Regions from separate parts of the Homo sapiens genome. Here region 1 is linked to region 2. Evidence: read pairs that join two places in POLR2A ChIA-PET (ENCODE). Cell type or tissue: PC-3. All regions are shown on one strand.

Region 1 (4,000 bases), 140 kb after region 2:
ACTCCCCAGGTGATACTAATCTGTGGGCAAGGTAAGGACCACTGACTGTGCCTGACAGAAAGCTAGAGAACCTTCAGTTGACCTTAATTTACACCGAAATGATTCAGATTAAAAGATGGAGTCTTACATGGCCCTTCATGTTTCCCACATGTAGAAGAGACTTGGTTTTCATGTTGGTTGGTTCCTTTATTGGTGTTATGTTTCTTCTGTTTCTTCTCTGTTTCAATTGAATATCACCATCCTTTCTCCGCAGGTAACGGAAGGCCATTGGAAATGGGGCGGCGTCACAGTCCAAGTGAACAGTGCCTTTTTCACAGGCATCTATGGGATGTGGAATCTGTATGTCTTTGCTCTGATGTTCTTGTATGCACCATCCCATAAAAACTATGGAGAAGACCAGTCCAATGGTGAGTTTCTGTCTCTTTAGAACAGCTTAAGTCAGGATAAATAGGCTTCTGTCTTTACAAGATTTAAATGGCTAAAGCTCTGAGATGCCCAGTGAAACTTTCCCTCCAAGTATACTCCTCACACTGGGAGACGGTGAATGAGCACCCAGGGGACTCACCCATAAGACAAAAAGCCCACACAAGCCAGATCTTTCTTTAAGTCCTCATTTTTAAATCTCTAAAATACATTGAGAATATTGCATGCTAAGTCTAAAATATGTCTTGATTTTAGAACAAGAGTCAAATTTTCTTCTTTACATTTTTGAGCACAATTGACTGTTGGAAACTATGCCATGTTTATTCTTCCCATTTGAGAAGCAGAATCCTAAGATATCAGGTGGAGGGAGTCTGGGCCCTGAGAGCTGAAGATGGAATAGGCTTCATTTTTCTTCTGCTCATTTTTCTTCAAGGTGATTTTTCGATGTATGTCTAAACCAATAGCTATTCTCCTGTCCCCAGTTCTTCCTGTCCTTTAGTGCTGGTATGTGCTGCTGCCTTTTTATATCTTATAATCACAGAACACTGAGACATGGATGCTGCAAGTAGCCTTAGAGAATCCAGTCATTTTATAGATAAAGAAACTGAGGCCTAGAGAAGGGAAGATCTTGCTCAGGGTTTCTTCACTAGCCACAGCAGACAGAAATGATTAACACTGTCTAGGCCAGTGCTGTTAACAGGTAACAGGTGGCCTGATAAACAACTGATCTAATAGATGCTTTTTCTGTTTGGTTCAGCCTTATTCCTCATTCTGTCTCTTTTTACACCTGCTTTACTCTAGCCATGCATTTGCTATTCCCCAAACATAGGAAGCCCTTTCTCAAATCAGTGCTCTAGTGCCTTTCACTCTGCCTTGCAGTGGAAACCAGGGTAGCAGCCCCCCAGAGCCAAGGGTTGGCCTCACCTTTAGGAAGTACTCAGTGAGTGTGTGTTGCATGAGTGGATTGCACATTCTGCCTCCATCTGGGACTAATGAAACTCTACTCATCTTTTGGGCCCAGTCAAAATGCAGCATCTTCTTTAACACCTATTCCCAATCACCCCAATTAGAATCCAGCAAATGACATTCAATGGAATATTGTCTCCATGAAATGTTGATAAATTTAGGTAGTCAAACATGCTTGAGAATGATTGAGTTGATCAGCACTAATAAGGCTTTTCACTGCAATACATGTTAATGCCTTTAGTACATTAATTTGTACTGTCAGTCTTTACAAAGCGGGGGGTGGTAACAGCATTTTCCAGAATTATTAGATCATTTGGCCCTGGCACCCTTTCTTTAGGCAGTGTATCTCTTGAAACTGTTGTCCTAAGGAATATGCCTAGGGGATCATGAGTCTACTTTCCACATGACATTTATTGTGTAGAGGTGGAAGATGAGTCATCTGTGCCTTTATGCTCCTGCTGGATCATCGACTCCTTCAGGGCAAGGACCAGTTCTTTAGGATACTTTTAAAATATTGAGTGAATTAATGCTTAGAAGTAAGAGTTCTAGATTAGCCTTCAGTGATCTTGTGGGGAGAAGGGAGGGGGGTAGTTACTTGAGAGATGAGATGAAGTGGAGCAGGAGAGGAAGGCATCTGTGCTGGGGGTCAAGGGACGTGGAGTGGTCTCAGCCACTGTCTGTCTTCATCCTGTATTTGCCATGTCCATGCGAGAGCATGCTGGACATGAGTTTCCCTCACCCCTTGACCTCTTTGGAGTAGACATGTTACAATCAGTTTCAAGCCCATCTCTGGTCTGAGGTGAGAATACAGAATATTTACTTACCTACCCCCTGCCCAACTTTGGTTTGACTGACTGTTTTGCTAGAAGGCTTGTGAGCTAGGCAGCCTTCTTCCTTTCCATTTCTAGTAAAAACACCACTCGGTGTTTTTACTGTACATGTGGAAAATGGGAGCATTCAGCCTGTCAAGCAGTGGGCTTCCACAACACGAGCAGCAAGCACTGCTGGGCTTGTGGACAAGAATCTTGATTTCATTCCATGGTCATCCTGTGGGGGACACTGAAGGAAACCATGTGGCCTTGTCCTTGATGTGAGTAGGTAGAGTTTCTACCTTCCAGAGAAATACCACTTAAAGCAATGGCTGGACTTCCTGGATGATGGAATGATAATACCGGTGGGAAATAATTATCAAGTACTGACTGTGTGCTACAGCACTTTATGTACATAAATTCTTTTGGTTGTTTTTACTGTGTGACTGTTGGCAAAACACTTAACCCTCTGTGCACCACTGCTCCCAAATGTAAGTGATCTCCTAAAAGTCCTTTTGAACTACGAATTTCTGTGGTTAGCCTGGGTGCAATGGCTCACACCTATAGTCCTAGCACTTTGGGAGGCCAAGGCTGGAGGATTGCTTGAGCCCAGAAGTTTGAGACCAGCCTAGGCAACATAGTGAAACCCCATCTCTACAAAAAAAAAAAAAAAAAAAAAAAAAGCCAGGCATGGTGGTGTGCACCTGTAGTCCCAGATATTCAGGAGGCTGAGGCAGAAGGATCCCTTGAGCCCAAGGAGTTTGAGGCTGCAGTAAGCCATGATTGTACCACTGTACTCTAACCTGGGTGATAGATAGAGGAGGCCCTGTCTCAAAAGAAAAGAAAAGAAAAGAAAAGAAAGTCCATGGTTGTCTTTCTTCCTATTAGCAGGGAAGGGGCAGAAGAACACTTCTTGCCACTAAGTGGCAGCCCAGAGAGTGATATCTGTCATAGGTAAGGGATTTCCAAACACTGGTGAGAACGTGTCCAACTTTAACACTGTTCAGCAAGTGGGAGCCCAGAGCTGTGGCCAACCCTGCAGAGGCAGGATGACTACAGACCACCATGTTGGACAGATTCTTGAGATTTGAGCCATATATTAGGCAGCTCCCATCAGGACTTCCCACCCTACACAGTAGCCAGTCTCCTAGGCTTGAAATGTTGCAATTGAGAAAAGCACTTCACTCTTCCTCAACAGAGTTTTTCATCAAAGACAGCTTGATCTGTAATTTCATGGAAAACTTGCAAATAATTCTCAACAAGAGGTCATATCCCCTGAATCCTCTGCTAAGTGGGTGTTTTTAAATGTTCACAGTTGTTTTGGTTTGTGACTATAACTGGGACATGCCTTTGGCATTTAGTGTCCAGATTCTAGGGGTGCTACTAAATGTTGTTCAATAGGCAAAACAAGGCTCATGTCATAAAGAAATGTCCTGCCTGTGAAATGCCAAGTAGACCCTCTGTGAAAAAACATTCTTCAGGCAATTTAGTGGGCAAACTATTTGGGGACCATATGCTGATCCTAAACACAAAAGTCATAAGATTTAGCAGTTCTCCTTTGGTAACATGATCTGTGATTTCCCAGCACCCCCGGGAACCCCTGGCAGCTTGTGGGCCCTTCCCTTTCCTGCATGGTGCTGTGACCTTGTGCATTTGGAAGGGGTCTCTTCCATGTTGGGCATTCTGCTTATTTTTCTTCTCTATTTTGTTTCACTTTTCATCTCTTCATCTGCCACCAGATCACACGATGTATCCTAGGAATTACGGAGCATTTGCCAAGATTTCGAAGTTCCTTGGAAAGA
Region 2 (4,000 bases):
GTTTCACCATGTTGGCCAGGATGGTCTCGATCTCCTGACCTTGTGATCCACCCACCTCGGCCTCCCAAAGTGCTGGGATTACAGATGTGAGCCACCGCTCCCGGCCTACTTTTTTCTTTCTTTTTTTTTTTTTTTGAGACAGAGTCTCATTCTGTCGCTCAGGCTGGAGTGCAGTGGTAAAATCTTGGCTCACTGCAACCTCTGCCTCCTGAGCTCAAGCAATTCTCCTGCCTCAGCCTCTGAGTAGCTGGGATTACCGGCACCCACCACCATGCCTGGCTAATTTTTGTATTTTTAGTAGAGACAGGGTTTCACCACGTTGGCCAGGCTGGTCTTGAACTCCTGACCTCAAATGATCTTCCCTCTTTGGCCTCTCAAAGTGCTAAGATTACAGGCGTGAGCCACCGTGCCTAGCCTAATATACATGTTTTAAAGACAAAGACTGGTTCTATCCCACGTTTGGGCTTCCAGTACTTTGTATATCTAATAGACACTTGGTAAATATTCAGTGAAAGAATATGGCCTGGAAGGAAGAAATGAAATATGTCTGTTGGCCTCAGCATCAGGAATCTGAATAGTTCCTAAGCCGGTGGCAGTCACTTCTTAGCTATTAGCTTTGGCCAAGTCCCTTTTCATTCTCAGCCTCAGCTTCCTCATTTGCAAAATGAGAATAATAGCACCTCTGTGGAAACTTTCATTTTCATGGTGATTAGATGAGCCATCTCACTTAAACATCTAGCAGAATGTTTGGGACATCAAAGACACTCCATAAAGTTAGTTCCTCTCTGCTTCCTTCACACCTAACAGGGGTCTGTACTTTGAGGAAACTCAGTGGTCTTCACATCTTCATCCTATCTGAATATCACTTCCAGGAGCCTGCCTCCCTTTCTCCTGCCCAGGTTAAAATTGCCCCAAATAAGAACAACATAGGTGGGACAAATCCCTTCCAGAGCCGTAGAGAGCCAAAAAGCCAGGACTTCTGGAAGCTCCCCTGGTGTTCTAGGCATACTGTTAGATCAACTTGTCAGCTCACTGTTACCTGTGTCAGCTGAGAGAGGGAGGTTAGAATGGTGGTGGTGGTGGTGGTGGAGGGGGCTTAGCTGATAGAATTGAGCTTAGAAGATGAATGGGGATGGGTGAAGTGGCCACATAAGATGGCTAGGCCAAGAGAAAGGAGGGCTTTGGTAATGAGAACAATGTCTTTATATGTGTGTTTCTCTGGGAATATATATAAATCTGTGTGATTTTGTTCTCCGTGTGAATCTGTATGTCTCTGCTTATGTGTACAGGAGAATCACCTAAGAGAAATCCATCCATCTATCCATCCATCCATACATCCATCCATCCATCCATCCATCCATTCATCCATCCATCTATCCATGCTTCCACTCATGTATTCATTCAGTCAGTCATCCGTTCATTTTATTTAAATTAAAAGAGATTTCCAACCATCTATTCATCCATCCATTTATTCATTCAGTCAGTCATCTTTTCATTTCATTCAAATTAAAAGAGCTTTTTAAAATGCTTCAGGTACTAGAGAAAAAAAGTTAAATAAAATATCCTCTACCTGCAAGGAGTCTGACTATAATCTGTTTGCAGTTTGTTGGAAACAGACAAGTAAGTATTTTACAAATACTGTTCTAAGATAGAGGCTAGCACAAGATGCTAGGAAACAGACCAAGGAAAGAACCCTGGAAAAAGAAGTACTAAGTTGGGCTTTTTGGTTTTGTTTTTTTTCTTCTTTGCAGGTTCCAAAAATACATTTAGCTCCATATATTCCCCATCCCACCTCCTTCCACCCCAGAGTTTGTTTAAGGAGATTTTTTTCTTTTGACTTGTGCTAAAAACCCAGTGCCGCAGCATTTCCTCTCTGGTATAGAGGCCATCCTTCTCCACCAATTTCAATAAAATAAAATCAAAGTAACTTTTAGTTATATCACTTCCCCTTGTTTGTTGTGGGAAATTATGAACTCTTTGAGGCACCAGCACAGTTTCTTAGAATATAGAAAAGGCTCAATAAACATTTCCCGAATAGTGGGCAAGTGAATGAAAGAATGAAGTTCTCTACCTGTGCAAGTCTTATGTGTCACATGGAGACCCCTCCTCTGGATTCTCAGGGTCATGAGAGCAGCCTGACACTGGGTCTGGCCATCCAGAAGCACTTAAAAAGTGATAGATAATAGTGTAATTAGTTACTACCATCTATAATTACTATTTAGTGGGTGGTTCCAAAATATTTAACATATTTATTTTTACTTTTAGAGTAAATGGGTTGGGGGGTGGGGCGGGCAATGGAGAGAGAGAACACTTTCAGGCCATGATGAAAACCATGTGAGGCACTCCACAGCTGTTTTTCAGACCTCTGCAGGAGCACCATGCATTGCCTCCTTCTCTCAGCCAAATTCCAAGATCTAAGGGTTACCCCCCAGGAGGGAACATGCCATTCCCAGCAGAGTCCATTATCTCTTGCAACCTGTTATCTAAACAGATTGTCTCCTTGGCTCCATTAGATGAGCAGATAAGCATACCTGAAGCTCCTGGGGCGCTCTGCCATTTACATAAGATCCCAGTGCCTTGGGCCACTGCCTAGTGCCTAAGGAACCCAAAGGTTGTCTCTCTCAGAACTCAAGACTTTCACTCCTTTGCCTCCTAGGCATTTGCCAGTCACAGAATTCTCCACTACCAGGCCTCTTGGCAAACCAAGTGTCCAGACCAGTCTGATTCCCCAGGTTTAATCCTAAACCAGTAGCTTGCGTCTTCCTTTGCTGAGACCTACTTTGAAAGCCAAAAGGACTGAGTTGTCTGCAAATAATTCCAATGCCACCATGAGATTTGGGGTTTATTTTATTTTATTAGAAACAGGCTTTTGTTATGTCATCCAAGCTGACATGGAACTCCTGGGCTCAAGTGATCCTCCCACATCAGCCTCCTGAGTAGCTGGAACTACAGGTGCATGTCATCACACCTCGCTTTTAGGATTTGTTTTTAATAGAAGTGAGTTATCCATTAGCATTTGTGAGACATATCTGGAACGTCACCTCAAGTATGAAGACTGACTTAACTCACTCCAGCTACCTGGATTTTCATTTTGAAAAACTAATGTCTAGGCCTGGAGCTACAGTTTTGCTCCCAGTTCAAAAATGTCTGGCATATAATAGGTGCATAAGAAATGTTGTTCCAATTAATGGAGAAAATGTCAGTTTGGCCTTCATCTGAATGAAACATTTACCTTGTTTGGGTAGAGAGTTATGAATCTGGAGATGGCTGGTCCCTCAGTCTACCCGTTCAGAAAGAACATCACTCAGTAAATCATACCAGGCAGTCAGTCGGCACTTTCAAAAACTGTGCTTCATTATGGTAGGACTGGGAGTATAGAAGGAACAAAGGGAGTGTGTGTGTGTGTGTGTGTGTGTGTGTAAATATATATATATATAACTTGCATAATTTTAAATTTTATACAATAAAGATAGAGCATACATATGACAAAATACTAACATGAATGAACCCTTCATGTTATGGAAATATATACTACGTCTGTTCTTTTCTATATTCTGTATTTTTTGTTGTTGTTCATAAGAGACAGGGTCTTGCTCTGTCACCAACTAGAGTGCAGTGGTGTGATTATATCTCACTATAACCTCGAACCCCTGGACTCAAGGGATTCCTTGAGGCTGGGATCACCTTAGCGTCCCCAGATGCTGGAATTACAGGAGTGAGCTGCCGCCCCAACCATATATTCTATTTCTAGCTACTCTATATTTCTATTTCTGAAAATTGTCAATTTTTTTTTTTTTTGTCATTGTTGTTGTTGTTGTTTAAGATGGAATCTCACTCTGTCGCCCAGGCTGGAGTGCATTGGTGCGATCTTGGCTCACTGTAGCCTCCACCTCCCAGGTTCAAGTGATTCTTCTGCCTCAGCCTCCTGAGTAGCTGGAAATACAGATGTGCACCACCATGCCCAGCTAATCTTTGTATTTCTTTAGTAGAATCGGGGTTT

Evidence for each region. ChIA-PET counts read pairs that join two places held together with the same protein. Peaks named below come from ENCODE experiments on the same cell type or tissue, not always from the same donor. Only the 100,000 strongest peaks of a DNase experiment are listed, where the experiment ranks them.
Region 1: POLR2A ChIA-PET joins it to region 2 with 5 read pairs; 5 of 35 experiments call an interaction of 5 or more read pairs at or near these places.

Annotation. Positions count from the first base shown.
Region 1 is chr1:68,134,187-68,138,186 of GRCh38, reverse strand. It overlaps WLS (Wnt ligand secretion mediator), which reads left to right. Exons shown (of 12, transcript NM_024911.7): 11 at 254-407. All of the region lies in intron 8 of GNG12-AS1 (GNG12, DIRAS3 and WLS antisense RNA 1), which reads right to left. Among named protein-coding and RNA genes, the nearest start is that of MIR1262, 47 kb to the left of the region's middle. In PC-3, no CTCF peak of the experiment used is centred here; a DNase peak (open chromatin) is centred at 1,796.
Region 2 is chr1:68,275,102-68,279,101 of GRCh38, reverse strand. No RefSeq gene overlaps it. Among named protein-coding and RNA genes, the nearest start is that of WLS, 45 kb to the right of the region's middle. RefSeq lists enhancers at 468-1,052, 2,134-2,761. In PC-3, no CTCF peak of the experiment used is centred here; no DNase peak of the experiment used is centred here.